Linked DNA regions of Homo sapiens: all the other regions are linked to region 3. The links are chromatin loops, found by intact Hi-C in ENCODE. Cell type or tissue: CD4-positive, alpha-beta T cell. All regions are shown on one strand.

Region 1 (5,000 bases), 50 kb before region 3:
TCTCAAAAAAAAGAAAAAAAAAGTATGAATCCTTACAAACCTCTTAAAATGCATCATAAAATAAAATTGAGGAACATATACACAAGCAGGAAAACTCACCTGCAATGTGTTCATTTTCTGCTGCTCTTGGAAACTTGCAGAGACTGTGGCTGATAGACCTAGAGGGGCAGAAGCAGGTCACTGAAGTCATGAGGGCTCCGGCCTGCAAAGGCAGAAATCACCTGCATAAGAACCGCAAAAGAAAGCTCAATAGGCTAACACCCTGTGAACACTCAACCTGCAAACACTCAGAAGGGTCTAAAAGAGTGATACAGGGTTTCGCCATGTTGGCCAGGCTGGTCTCAAATTCTGGCCTCAAGTGATCCGCCTGCCTGGGCCAACATGGCAAAACCCCGTCTCTACTTAAAAATAACAAAAAAATTAGCCAGGCATAGTGTCACATGCCTGTAGTCCCAGCTACTCAGGAGGCTGAGGCACAAGAATCCTTTGAACCTGGGAGGTGGAAGTTGCAGTGAGCCGAGACCACGCTGTTGCATTCCAGACTGGGTGAGAGACACTGTCTCAAAAAAAAAAAAAAAAAAAAAAGAGTGATAGGGGAAGCATGCGCCTGTAACTCTAAGATAATCAGGTAGTAATTAGATGAGTTAGACTCTCATGGGTAGCACGACTCCTTTTACAAATAGTCTGCCATCATCATCAAATACAAGGTGCAAAAAGAAAAAAAAATTCCCATTATACGGCTCATGTTTTTTGTGGTTTGTTGGTTGAGACAGGGTCTCAATCTGCCACCCAGGCTGGAGTGCAGTGGTGCATTCACGGCTCTCTGCAGCCTCGACCTCCTGGGCTCCATCCATCCTCCCACTTCAGCCTCCTGAGTAGCTGGGACCACAGATGCATCCCAGCATGCCTGGCGACTTTTGTATTTTTTGTAGTCAGGGTCTCCCCATGTTGTCTAGGCTGGTCTCTAACTCCTGGTCTCAAGAGATACTCTTGCCCTAGCCCCGCAAAGTGCTCGGATTACAGGTGTGAGCCACTGCATCCCGCCCGCATTTTCTTATTGTCTCTTTAAACTGCTTAAAATAAAATAAGCCATAGGAATTGAGTATGTGAGCTCTCAGAAATGAAATGAATGTGTATAAAATATGGTTTTGTTTCTAAATTATCTAACTGAAGTTGGTTATTGCTGCACCTAATAATCTTCTATTAAGAAAACTAGGATACGGGAGAAAGAACACTGGCCTGGAAGATAAGTCTCCTGGGTTCTACTATGAGCAGCTCTACCCACAAAGCCGGTGACCTGGTCAAGTCACCCACCTGCTAAGGCCCAGTCTCTTCCCCTAGCAACTGAGGCAGCAGCAGAGAATCCCTGCAGACTGTTCCTGCATTACTACGATTCTCCCAGGGCAGATATAAGGGGGTGATCAGCAGACACTTAAGTGAGAGAATAGAAGTGCTGACGGACGTTTAGAGGCGGTCGAAATCTGGAGCACAGAGAGGAGGAGGAAGGACTGTTAGGGGTTAGCGGGGAGTGGAGATGACGTCCGCAGCTGAGGGTGGTGACACCCTCCACGCTTCCGTAAGCCTTGTCCTCCCAGATCTTCCCATGCAGCGCCTGTTCGGTGCAGCCGGACCTTGCCCTCAAACCCAACACATGTCTCTCCGGCAAGCAATCGGGACGCTCCCTCTGCCCCACACTCTAAGGTCCCCAACACACGGTGACTTCACTCAGGCCCTTCTCGCTCCGGGCCCGAAAACCCAAGACTTACCCTCCTGGGGCTCTGCAGCCTCTGCCCCACGGCTCCCGAGAGGCCGGGGCGGGCTGCTGTCGCTGGCGCGCGCGTCTGCTCGCGAAGTCCCCTCCCGTCCACCTCACCAAGGCTGTTCTGCTCCCGAGGGGCCCGGGCCGGGCCTACGGGGCAAATCCAGGCGGGTGTCCTTCTCGGGGCCCAGATCCGCCTCCCTGGGGCTCACCGTACAGCGACGGCCGGCGCCAGGCCGCCGAGGACACACACGGGCCAGGCCCAGGTCCCGTCGCCCCTTCGCCTCCGCCACCACCTCCCGCCTGGCCCCTCTGGCCCCAGCGCCGCTGGCTCCGGGGTTCACGCTCGGGGGTCCCGGCTCGAGCCTCTACCCGGCCCGCGCGAACCCTGGGCCGCACAGCTCCCGCCCGCCTAGGTGCTGGCCCGGGCGGTCAGCGTCCAGCCCCGCAGACTCGGTGATTCTCATCCACTAGAGGCCAAAGCCTGGGAACTAGAGCAAGCGGTGACCTGAAGAGGCGCAGGAAGCGAGGGCAGTGCGGAGGTGGCGCGCATGTGCGAGCACGCACGCGCGAACACGCACGCAGGGAGAGGTGCACACGCGCAGGAGTGCACCGGAAGTCCGCCTCCTGGGACACCCACCGCCGTTCCCAGGACAAGTAACGGACTCTATTTCCTATGAGCCTACGCGCTCCCCAAGTTTAGGGGCCGTCTTAAATGTCTCTACCCCGCCTAAAGGTTAAGAAGCTCCAGGCTATGAGCTTTGGCAGCCCTGAACCCCAGACTGAACTTCACCTTTGTCTTTACTCCCTTTTAGGGTCAAGTCCAGGGCTGCGTTACTGGGTCCTGGAGCCCAAGTCCTCTGGGTTAGAACCAAGTTTCCCATAAGGAGAAGGAAAGGAAAGGGTGTATCATGGTCACTGCTCTGAAATGCTGAGAAGTTTCACTCAAATACTGGGACAGGATAAATGCCCAGCGATGCTTTCCAAGGAACAAAAAGAAAATAGAATTTGTAGCTGGGTGTGGTGGCTCAAGCCTGTAATCCCAGCACTTTGGGAGGCCGAGGCGGGCAGATCGCGAGGTCAAGAGATAGAGATCATCCTGGCCAACATGATGAAACCCTGTCTCTACTAAAAATACAAAAATTAGCTGGGCGTGGTGGCGTGTGCCTGTAATCCCAGCTACTCGGGAGGCTAAGGCAGGAGAATCACTTGAACCTGGGAGGTGGAGGTTGCAGTGAGCCGAGATCACACCACTGCATTCCATCCTGGCGACAAAGCGAGACTCCATAGCTTTTCTAGATCACACAGCGAATGCCTAAAAACTGTAGAGAAATAAGGACATACACACACAAACTGAACGAAGAAGAGATACCTGTGATCTTACCTTCCCCAGGAGGATTATGTTTAGGGTTAGGTTATGTTGACCAAAAAGAGTCAAAGTCTGTAAAGAGTTTTATTCTGGGCCTCCTATTTGAGTGACCATGGCTGGTGACACAGCCTCAGGGGGTCCTCAGAACGTGAGCCCAAAGTGATTGGGTTACAGCTTGGTTTTATGCATCTTAGGGAGACAGTAGTTACAGGCAAAGACATAAATCAATACACGGGAAGTATATGTTGGGTCAGCCAGGAAAGGCTTTCAGGTCACTAGTAGATTGAAAGATTGGCAGTTGGTTCAGAGTTAAGTGTTGGCTGAACAGCTGGAAGACTACATAAAGAAATGGGCTATTGCGGTGGCTCATGCCTATAATCCCAGCATTTTGGGAGGGTGAGCTGGGAGGATCCCTTGAGGCCAGGAGTTCAAGGACAGCCTGGGCAACACAGTGAGACCCCCCACTTCTACAAAAAAAAATAATTAACCAGGTGTGGTGGTGCATGCCTGTAGACTCAGCTACTCAGAAGGCTGAGGTGGGAGGATCGCTTGAGCCTGGGAAGTTGAGGCTACAGTGAGCCATGATGGCACCACTGCATTCCAGCTTGGGCAACAGAGAAGAAAGAGAGAGAGAGAAAAAGAGAGAGAGGAAGGAAGGAAGGAAAAGAAAGAGGGAGGGAAAAAAAAGAAAGAAAAGTTTGAGTTAAGATAAGGGGGATTGTGGAAACCAAGGTTCTTGTTATGTAGGTGAAGCCTCAGAACAGGCTTCAGAGAGAATAGATGATAAATATCTCTTATTGGATCTTAAAAGGTGTCAGACTCTCCAGAAAAGACCTGGAGTCTTTTCTGTAAGGGAAAGAGATTCTCTACAGAATGCAAATTTCCCCCAAAGAGATGGCTTTGCAGGACTATTTTAAAATTTGTCAAAGAAAATATGTTATGGGGTAAAATACTGTGATTTACTTCAGGGACTGCTATCTGTCATGTGATGCTATGTCAGAGTCTGGTTGGAGATGGGTATCTTACTGATAAAAAGAGCCTGTTTTGTCAGTCCTATGATCTCTATTCTAATAGAGATCATAATGTTGGTCAGCTGTGCCTAAACTCTGACGGGAGGAGAATTATGACAAGGCATGTCCAACCCCCTCCTTCCCATCATGACCTAAATTAGTTTTCCATGTTTATTTTGGATCCTGTTGGCCAACAGGGGAGTCCACTGAGTCAGTTGTGGGGGCTTAGAATTTTATTTTTGGTTTACAATTAAAATGTCAGTTTTCAAAAATGGGATCATAAAGACAATGATTCATCACAATTTTTTGGTGAAATCTAACAGTGTTCTTGCCCAGTTGTTTCATAAAAACTGGTAAGGAAAAGACTAAAAATAAATACTTCTGAGGCCAGGTGCAGTGGCTCACGCCTGTAATCCCAGCACTTTGGGAGGCCGAGGCCGGCGGATCATGAGGTCAGGAAATCAAGACTATCCTGGCCAACATGGTGAAACCCCGTCTCTACTAAAACACAAAAAATTAGCTGGGTGCGGTGGTGCGTGCCTGTAGTCCCAGATACTTGGGAGGCTGAGGCAGGGGAATCACTTGAACCTGGGAGGCAGAGATTGCAGTGAGCCGAGATCAGGCCACTGCACTCCAGCCTGGGAGACAGAGCAAGACTCCATCTCAAGATAAATAAGTAAATAAATAGATTATTCTGTTAACCTAGAATATTCTCTCCACAAATTCAGAAAATAAAGAAAACAATTTTATTATTGAATAAGCATTAAACCAGACTGTGATGCCCATCACAGGTGATCCATTAATGAGATGCAAAGAGAAATAAACCCTCCTTTTTTTTTTTTTTTTTTTTTTGAGACAAAAT
Region 2 (5,000 bases), 620 kb before region 3:
GTCTCACTGTGTTGCCCAGGCTCTCTGCAGCCTCAGACTCCAGGCTTGTGATCTCCCACCTCACTTTCCCGAGTAGCTGGAACTACAGGTGCCTGCTACCATTCCTGGCTAATTTTTAAATTTTTATTTATTTATTTATTTATTTATTTATTTATAGAGAAGGGGTTTCCCTACATTGCCCAGGCTGATCTTGAACTCCTGGGCTCCAGTGCTCCTCCCATCTTGGCCTCCAAAAGTGCTGGGATTATAGGCGTGAGCCACCATGCCCAGCCTATGCTTATTTTATTTTATTTGTGAATGAATGAATGAATAACAGGGTCTCACTCTGTCACTCAGGCTGGTGGGTGCAGTGGTGTGATCTTGGCTCACTACAGCCTCAAACTCTTGGGCTCAGGTGTCCTTCTACTTCAGCCTCCCAAGTAACTGGGACCACAGGCATGTGCCACCATACCCGGCTTTTTCTGTATTTTTCTGTAGAGGCAAGGTTTCACCATGTTGCTGGTCTTGAACTCCTGGGCTCAAGTGATCCACCTGCCTTGGCCTCCCAGAGTGCTAGGATTACAGGCAGGAGCCACCGCATCTGGCCCTGTGTTCCTTTTAAATGACTGTGTATAGCACCTAGGTAACCTTTTAGATGTCTAAGATATTAAACAGTTAACTAGTCTCCTTAGCTAAATCTCTTCTCATTAGGCTTAAGTTTTAGTCTTACTACTACATAGGTTTTGTTTTTAACTCAAGTTCAATACAGAAGAGTCTCTTTCTTGATGTGATCTGTCCAAGAGTCACGTCTGTCCTTTCCATTTCTTTTCCTGCAACAGTGCTTCCTTCTCATTGAGAACTCACCCATCACTGTAGGGTTCTCATTAACTTCTGAAGTACTGTGTTCCACAGTGAAGTAAACTCATTTTAGTTTGTCAGATGAGACTTGTTCTTAGCTTAGTTGGGGAGGAAAATGTGAGAAGTTTGCAGGTCCAGACACAGTACATAAATGGAAAGCATGGAAGAGTTTCTTGGAAAATCAACTAGGTTGCCTACTAAGTAGTTCAGCAGTGTTCTGCATTAAAATGGCATTATGCCTCGTGGTTCCCCACCAGAGGTCAACTCAGCCACAGCTTTGAAATTTTCCACTGCTCTTTGCTTTGAAGGTTTCCACTTAGCAAGGGCCAAAGTTTTTTCAACTGGCACTAGGCTGTTGCATGAGCTTTTATCAGTCTCTAATCTAGGATTCAGCTTCCTTATTTATAAAAATGGATTGTCTCTCAAATCTCTTTTTGTAATAGTGGTTGATTTCGGTTTTTAATGCTTATTTTGTTTTATTGAATTAAATAGAAAAGACTGATATATTGTTTGGCAAAATCCTGGGTTTTGTTTGATTGTTTACTTTGGTGGCGTTTGTCCGGACATCCTGATTACAGATGCTCCTGAATTTAGGATGGGGCTATGTCCCAATAAACCCATTGTTTGACTTACAGTATTTATAATTTATGATGGTTTTATCTGGGTTTAACCCTATCATAAGTCGAGGAGCCTGCTGAATGTGTATCACTTTTTTTTTTTTTTTTTTCTCGAGATGAAGTCTTGCTCTGTCACCCAGGCTGGAGTGCAGTGGTGCAATCTCGGCTCACTGCAGCCTCCGCCTCCCGGGTTCAAGCAATTCTCCTGCCTCAGTCTCCCGAGTAGCTGGGACTACAGGCACACATCACCACACCCGCCTAATTTTTGTATTTTTAGTAGAGACCAGGTTTCACCATATTGGCCAGGCTGGTCTCGAACTCCTGACTTTGTGATCCGCCCGCCTCGGCCTCCCAAAGTGCTGGGATTATAGGTGTGAGCCACCACGCCCGGCCGAACGTGTATCACTTTTGCACCATTGTGAAGTCATAGGTTTGACCCATCGTAAGATGGGGTGATTCTGAATAACCAAAATACGGAAGCAGCCCAGGTAACTGTCAGCTGATGAATGGATAAACAGCATGTGCAATGTCTATTCAATGAGATATTGTTCAGCAGTAAAACTGATGAAAGTACTGTTACATGCTTTGCGAATGAACCTAGAAACATGCTCAGTGAAAGAAGCCAGTTACAAGGGCTACCTATTATTGTATGATACTATTTAAAATCTGTTTTTTAAAAAAACGAGGTTAAATAAGCCTATTCCCAAAACACCTTCAAATTTAAAAAAAGTTTTAATGAGGTCAGATGAGCTATTGGATGCTCAGATTTTATAATTCATAGGAAATAGTAAAAAGCAGGACTGCCCATGACTGTTTTCTTCCATACTGTGTGCACTACATGTGAATGTCCACTAGAGGACAGCAAAGCCCATTGGTAGTCATTCCCTGCCAGTTCTCAAGCACTTTTAAAGAACCGAACCTGAAATTCTTACATTGATATTCCATTGAAAAGATTTGGGTTATCCTCTCAAGAAGAGAATCTGCAGTAGTGTCTGTCAGCTCTCTTTTTATCAGGGGAGAAGACAGCAAGGCAGCTGTGATTGTGGACCTCAGTTTACTGAGGAGCTCTGCAAAAGTAAGGAAGGAGATTGCTGTTTTTCAAAGCAGATGTTGAAATATCTACAACAGAGTCAGTCAGTTTCCAGTTGAACTTTAGCAGCTTCTTAAATGTAGATTTTTGTATGTGTGTTTATATTACTTATCCTTGTTATTCATAAATTTATACACACAAGGCTCCCTGTGATTCTCTGTTTCTATAGGAAAGAGAAAAAGCAGCCCTGTTCCCCTCATCCCTCTCCCCAGTCTGTTTAGTACCCCACTTCGGAACAGAATCAACTATCTTTGTTCCTTGGCACCTGTATTTTAAAGCCCATGACCTTCCAGGATAACTGGCTGTTTTCCTTTAGGAGATTCATTACTTCACAAGGACTTCTTTGCTTCGGGCAGGGCATTGAAATCCAGCTGTGGTATTGGATTGGTGGTGTTGTGGTAGGTTATTGATTATCTTTTAAATCGGAGTTTTATTAGCTGTCTAAAATTGTTGCATTATAGCATTTACAGCATACAGGTGATCCTATTTTTAAATTATACTGAGTTGTTAGGTGGATTTCCCTAGAAGATGCTTGTCCCCAGTCATCCACCCACTCCACTGCATCTCTGTGTGACCTTTGGCAAGTTTTTTTCCCCCTTTGGAGCCTTTTATAAGAATAAATGGTTTAGATTAGTGAAGTTCTAGGAGGCAAGTGTCCTCAGAATTCTCTCATACTGTCCCCTGTTCCTAGTTCTCTCTCAGTGTCTTTGGTCAGTGTAGTAATGCTGGCCTGGTTTGGTCTCTGTTTAGGTTGCATCTGCACTGGAGAAATGGAAGACAGCAATCCGGGAAGCTCAGACTTTCTCCAGGATGCACGTGCTGCTTGGGATGCTTGATGCCTGTATCAAGTGGGATATGTCCGCAGAAAATGCTAGGTGCAAAGTTTGTCGAAAGAAAGGTATATTTAAATCAAATTTGCTTATGTGGGTATATTAGGGAGTAGGATTTCTATTCCCAAGATCTTCATTTCTACCCAAAAGAATTTTGTGTACACAGAATATAAGTGTGGTATAGATTTTACTCTCCTGCAGGTCTGTAACATGCCAGTCTTTGAAATGTCGTGCCAGGGAATCAGAGCAGGCCCTTTGTTCCTCGGTTTAGAGCATAACATAAAAGCAATTGATCTCTTCAATCTTCTGATTTTTTACAGAAAACAAAATTAGTTAATCCTTGTAACTATTTTAGTTAGTTTAGTTTTAAATCCTTTGATTGGCTCAGAACTTTAGTCATCTGTGAAGTAAGATATGTGCTTTCAGCAGGAGGCAGTCCGGGTACAGAGGGTGGCATGCAGTCTCATATGTGCAAAAGGAACTTCATGGTTAGAAGCCCCTTGCTGATTGGCTTTTCAGTGGCTAGAGTTATTTTCTGAGTTAGGTTAGAGATGAAAAGATCTACGTAAAATCATTCAGTTGCTGTAAAGCGTTCAATCGCTCTAGAATGAAGGTTGGAAGGAGAGATTACCATATTAAGTTGACTCAGCACAACACTTTTTCAAATGTAAGAAACCACATGGTTTAAGGGAACCCATCAGGGGCCGGGCGCGGTGGCTCACGCCTGTAATCCCAGCACTTTGGGAGGCTGAAGCAGGAGAATCACTTGAACCCGGGAGGCGGAGGTTGCAGTGAGCCGAGATCGCGCCACTGCACTCCAGCCTGGGTGACAGAGCAAGACTCTGTCTCCAAAAAAAAAAAAGAGAGAGAGAGAACACTCATCAGGCATAAGTTGAGAAACGTTTGGGGAGGTCGAAAAAGCAGCAAAATTTCCTACTCTCACTTGGGTTTTTTGTGCCTCTTAGTAATTGTTAACTGTTCTGTCATAGCCATGGGTAAGTTTTGGGATATAAATTAGGAGACCTGATTCCCAAATTATCTGTAATCTAAGTTATGCTTCATTTCTTTTTAGAAAATGCCTGCATTTACAAAGCAACAACTGGGTAGCATTCTATGGAACATGTCTCCTCGTGTGCCTTGAATTGTAGGGTGATTGCCTCTTCCTTACAGCTCATTGACTGCTGCTGTGCTCCCAACAATGCTATTCACATTTATCTCTCTGCAGGTGAGGATGACAAATTGATCTTGTGTGATGAGTGTAATAAAGCCTTCCACCTGTTTTGTCTGAGGCCGGCCCTCTATGAAGTACCAGATGGTGAGTGGCAGTGCCCAGCTTGCCAGCCCGCTACTGCCAGGCGCAACTCCCGTGGCAGGTGAGAATCTTTTCTTTTAAAAATAATTGAATGAATAAATATGAATAGCTGTTATAATTAAGCTTGAGTTATTCAAACAGAATGAATCTAAGGAGCTTTAAGTTCATCTTTTGGGTACAGAGCCTGATCATTTACAGTACTTCAATAGGAGCTCAAAGGACTCTGAGCTAATTTTAGCTGAATGTTGACATTTCTAGTTTTCACTGCCAGCCACATTCTCTGTCTTCTTGATCATACCTTCTTCTCAAGTAAT
Region 3 (5,000 bases):
CTATAATCCCAGCTACTTGGGAGGCTGAGGCAGGAGACTTGCTTGAACGCGGGAGGTGGAGATTGTAAGTGAGCCGAGATCGTGCCACTGCACTCCAGCCTGGGCAACACAGTGCGACTCTGTCTCAAACAAAAAAACAACAATAAACAAAAAAATTTAGAGATGGGGCGTCCCTATGTTTCCCAGGCTGTTTCCAGGCCTCAAGCAATCCTCCCATCTTGGCTCCCAAAGTGCTAGGATTACGGGTATGAACCATTGTGCCTGGCCCCAGACCCATTATTTTAATGATTTCTTCAGAGAAAACTGATTTCCATGGCTATATTTTGATGACATGAGAGACCACTCACCTGCTGTTTTGTACTCCTGTTGGTTTTCACCAAATAGTGGATGTCCTTCATGGCTCTCTCAATAAGGATCACGGTGTATGGTCTCTTTGTTTCAGGAGTCACACATTTGTCTGCCACAATAATTGCAATGTCCCTAAACATCTGCTCCAGTTGTGTGTGTCTTTATCTGATACTTGAACTTCTCCTTTAGTCAAAATCTAAAAAAATGCCAACACAGTTAAGAAATCACTATCTTTCTCTATCACACACTATTTATTAACTAACGACAAAAAATGAGTAACTGGGGAGAAAATTAAATTTCATCCTCTCCAGCTATTAATATGTAAGTAATGGTTTGAGCTTTGCCCAAAAGATGCAAGAATCTTTTGGCTGGGCGCAGTGGCTCACATCTGTAATCCCAGCACTTTGGGTGGCTGAGGTGGGCATATCACCCAAGGTCAGGAGTTTGAGACCAACCCGGCCAACATAGTGAAACCCCATCTCTACTAAAAATCCAAAAATTAGCCGGGCAGGGTGGTGGGCACCTGTAATCCCAGCTACCCTGGAAGCTGAGGCAAGAGAATCGCTTGAACCCAGGAGGCAGAGGTTGCAGTGAGCTGAGTGCAGTGAAGTGCACTGCACTCCAGCCAAGGGCAACAGAGCAAGACTCTGTCCCCTGCCAAAAAAATAAAAGGGTCTGAAAGATGAAATACTTGAAAACAAATTCAGTTTTCAGGTATACCACATTCTATAAATGAGGTAATTTATAGAAAAATGAGGTAATTTAGTAGAAAATCTGATTTCAGGAGGTTTTGGCAAAAAAAAAAAACACAAAAAAACAAAACCACCAAGTTCTTTATTATTAGAAGTGATATTGTGCAGTTCACATTATTGCTTGGTTAGTCTTTCCTCCAGAAAAACAGCCTTTAATGTTTAATATATCTACAAATACGTTATAAATGGTTATTAGGGTTAGCTATGCTGCAGCTGTTACCCGCCTGCTTACAGATTTCAGTTTGGTCATCTGTTCCAAACGCACTGATGAGATCTTCCTTCTTGGCAACCTGACCTTAGGAAACATTTACAAACACTGAGTGGGTCTGCAGAACTTCATCAAGGTCTTTTTCCCTTGTGAGGGCAGGAGAGAAAGTCCTATGTGAATATACTTGAAACTTGGACATGCATTTACATTTAAATACGAGATGGCAACAACATGAACGGCAAGACACAACAAATCCCCCTGATGACCTTTAGTGTAGAGGGCAGTTTTCTTCCCCCCCCGCCCTTAGATGGAATTTCACTGTTTTTGCCCAGGCTGGAGTGCAATGGCGCGATCTCGGCTCACTGCAACGTCCGCCTCCCGGGTTCAAGTGATTCTCCTGCCTCAGCCTCCTGAGTAGCTGGGATTACAGGCATGCGCCACCACACCCGGCTAATTTTGTATTTTTAGTAGAGATGGTGTTTCATGTTGGCCAGGCTGGCCTCGAACTCCTGGCCTCAAGTGATCTGCCCGCATCGGCCTGAGGGAACATTTTCAAAACTCAGAACTGTATTTGCCCTACCATTTGCTCACTGGAGAAAAATGTCATGGGAGGACGTAAGAAACACAAGGGTGGGGTGCAGACAGCTGCTGCCACGGAATGCCAGTCCCTAGATGGCAGCAGTGAAGACACTACGCACTTTAAACTGCTAGGGCTACTGAGATCTATGACAGTATTCGGAACACTAGGTTCTCAGCCATCATTATTCTAGGAAAAGGACCACAATTATGAGATTTCTTGGCTGCAGCTTTTATGACACCAACAAAACAAAACCCCAAACCAACAACCCAATCGGAACCAACCAAATAAAGAAACCCTTGGCTTAGGCGCCAAGCTCGGACAGCGACGTCTCATGCTCACAGCAGGAATGTTCCATTTCCTCCCGGGCCAACAAACACCCCAGCCTGGCCCATTCACTCGACTTGGGCAGAGACAGGCCGCCTCGGAGGTGACGGCTCAGGCCCAGGCCCAGGCCCGAGGGAGGGGGCTACTCACAAGCCGCTCCGCCAGCCGACGACCTTGTTTTTGTAGCAGGCGATTTCGAAGCGCTTCCTGGCGCGCTTCATCCGTACCACGGCCACATTGGTTAGGCGGATCTGGTTGGTGGGGGTGAAGATCGACATCGCGGCTGTTCAAAGACCCAGAAGCCGGCAAACCAGGGCTGACCCGCGCCGTCCAGCCTGAAGGCCACCAGCGCCTCGCGGTAACGACCGAGCGGCGCGCGGCACTGACCCAACCACAAGTGCGCGGCGCCGCGACTCACTAGCTTCAGGCAGCCGCCACAGCGTGTCTGGCAGGCTTACTTACTGCGCAGGCGTCAGGTGGAGCAGAAGCCGGGAGGGGAGAAGTGAGCGATGACGCCTGCGCATTGTGGCTTTTACCGCCATCTTTCCACGCCCAAAAAGGGAGGTGCTTTTCCTTGGCGTTTTACTTTCGCCAATGAGCTGAGAGCTCTGACAGGATGCTCGCGGATGTTTAGTGACCGGGTTGAAACACAGCGTTGGCACCACCTCGTTCCGCGGAATTCAAGGGCCAGACCCACTTTATAATAGAAATTTTTTTATAATGGAATTATTTTATGATAAATATTTTTATTTACTCACCCTTTTATAATAGAAATATTTTAACATAAAATGTAGACAAAAAAGTGTAATGAACCTTCCATGTACCCATCACCGCGCTATCAACATTTTGCCATCCTTGTTTTATTCTTTTTTCATTTTTTTTGTTGCTTTTTTATTTACTTTTTTTTTTTAAAGTCAGTCTCACTCTGTCACCCAGGCTGGAGTGCAGTGGCAGGGTCATGGCCCCACTGCAGCTTCGACCTCCTGGGTTCGAGCGATCTTCCAGCGTTAGCTTCCCAAGTAGCTGGGACTACAGGTGTGAGCGGCCACGCCAAGCTAATTTAATTAAATAAATAATTAAAAAAATTTTTTGTACAGACGAGGTCTCACTATGTTGCTCAGGCTGGTCTCGAACTCCTGGGCTCAAGCGATCCTCCCGCTTCGGCTTCCCAAAGTGCTGGGATTACAGGTTTGAGTCACAGCGCCCGGCCGGTTGGGGGTATTTTAAAGAAAGCATCATATGGTTTCAGCATTAAATACTTCAGCCTATAGCCCTTAACAGATACACGCGACGAGATTAACTACAATTCCTTAATATCATCTATTAGATGATATTAAGTCATCCTCGGGGTTTACCCTCGGGGTTTCCCAAAAATAATGCCTTTCTACAGTCGGTTTATTTCAATTAAGATCCAAACAGGCCCACATAGCATTTCCCCCGCTCCCCACTCCTTTCCTCTTTTAATTTTCCCATGCCAATCATTTCTCTCTGGACCCGCCTTTTCCCAGTCTGAGCCAATCCAAACGGAGGCGGAAGCGCTCCGCCCTCATCGCCCGGAACTCCGGGCGGTGCTTATTTCTGGACACGCCCCCTTTCCCCTCTGAGCCAATCGGAGCAGGGCCGAGAGCGCACCGGGCACTGGCTTCCTTTCCCGGAGCTCCGGGCTTTCCTCTGGGCCCACCTCTTCGTCCTCTGAACCAATCAGGACGGGCCTGGCAGCGTCGTAGCTGCCCACAGTTCTGCAGCCACTCGGTACGGCGCTAACGCCGCGAGGTAGCTCGGTGCGTCTCGCAGTACCAGTGCGAACCTTTGGGCTCTCCAGGTCCGAGATCCTAGTCTCCTGTCGGCTCTGAGGAGGATGGGTAAGGGCACTCGGCGGGCAAGGACCCTGGGGCGGCAGGGGAGGTAAACGTTTTACTGAGACCCTCTCCGGGCGGAGTGGCGTCCTCGGTCCCCTTCCTTCGGAGACTGTTGCACTTGACAGCACCGGCTAGCCGCCGCTGAGAGCAAGGAGGACCGATCCCTACTTTTGACCTGGCTTTTGCCTTTTGAGGCTAGGGGGTTAGACAGAAAACTACCCCTCCCACTTTACCCACGTGTATTAGGACTTTTGCACCTGTAAAGCCTAAATTTCAGGCTTCGACTTTTGAAATTGCTGCCAGGTTGAACGTTTGAAGCCAGGTCCTTCCATATCTCTCTTAAAAAAAAAAATGAGACGTAAGGTCAGTTACTTGAGAATCTTTTACAAGTTTAACCGTGAGCCTTTGAAAGTACAGTTAGTAAAAAGAATACTTTTACTACTTAAGCTTTTTTTATGGAGCAAGCACAACAAAACAATTAACTTAATTTCACATGAAGTATTTTTACTTTATGTTCCTTCTCTTGCTTCTAAATGCTCATTTCGAAGTGAAGATACAGTTTTATATTCTGTTTTTTCTTTGAGTTAGTGTTAACAGTATGATAATTTTATTACGTTACTACATAGTGTGTTATTTTTATTACAGTTGATTCCCCCGCCCCCCCCACGAGATGGAGCCTTGCTCTGTCGCCCAGGCTGGAGTGCGGTGGCGCAATCTTGGCTCACTGCAACCTCTGCCTCCCAGGTGCAAGCAGTTCTCCTGCCTCAGCCTCCCGAGTAGCTGGGATTACAGGCGCGCGCCACCATGCCCGGCTAATTTTTGTATTTTTAGTAGAGGCGGGGTTTCACCATGTTGGCCAGGCTGGTCTCGAACTCCTGACCTCAGGTGATCTGCCCGCCTCAGCCACCCAAAGTGCTGGGATTACAGGC

Evidence for each region. Peaks named below come from ENCODE experiments on the same cell type or tissue, not always from the same donor. Only the 100,000 strongest peaks of a DNase experiment are listed, where the experiment ranks them.
Region 1: it touches region 3 in a loop (5-fold over the local background); 12 of 110 quality-filtered maps call a loop at or near these places.
Region 2: a loop joins it to region 3, with 18 times the contacts of the local background. A loop is called at or near these places in 10 of 110 quality-filtered maps.

Annotation. Positions count from the first base shown.
Region 1 is chr7:72,876,652-72,881,651 of GRCh38, reverse strand. It overlaps a transcript of POM121 not described here. Among named protein-coding and RNA genes, the nearest start is that of POM121, 46 kb to the left of the region's middle. RefSeq lists enhancers at 1,470-1,599, 1,975-2,475 and silencers at 1,970-2,109, 2,130-2,229. In CD4-positive, alpha-beta T cell, no CTCF peak of the experiment used is centred here; DNase peaks (open chromatin) are centred at 1,551 and 2,291; H3K4me3 peaks cover 1,641 bases; H3K27ac peaks cover 699 bases.
Region 2 is chr7:73,449,289-73,454,288 of GRCh38, reverse strand. It overlaps BAZ1B (bromodomain adjacent to zinc finger domain 1B), which reads left to right. Exons shown (of 20, transcript NM_032408.4): 14 at 3,295-3,442; 15 at 4,600-4,747. Among named protein-coding and RNA genes, the nearest start is that of FZD9, 18 kb to the right of the region's middle. In CD4-positive, alpha-beta T cell, CTCF peaks have their summits at 2,100 and 2,303 (motif pointing right); a DNase peak (open chromatin) is centred at 2,318.
Region 3 is chr7:72,827,146-72,832,145 of GRCh38, reverse strand. It overlaps TYW1B (tRNA-yW synthesizing protein 1 homolog B), which reads left to right and starts at 3,946. Exons shown (of 14, transcript NM_001145440.3): 1 at 3,946-4,074. The coding sequence starts at 4,071. It also overlaps the pseudogene SBDSP1. RefSeq lists enhancers at 3,397-3,446, 3,682-3,976 and a silencer at 3,777-4,036. In CD4-positive, alpha-beta T cell, a CTCF peak has its summit at 2,033; DNase peaks (open chromatin) are centred at 1,985, 2,745 and 3,835; H3K4me3 peaks cover 3,549 bases; H3K27ac peaks cover 2,463 bases.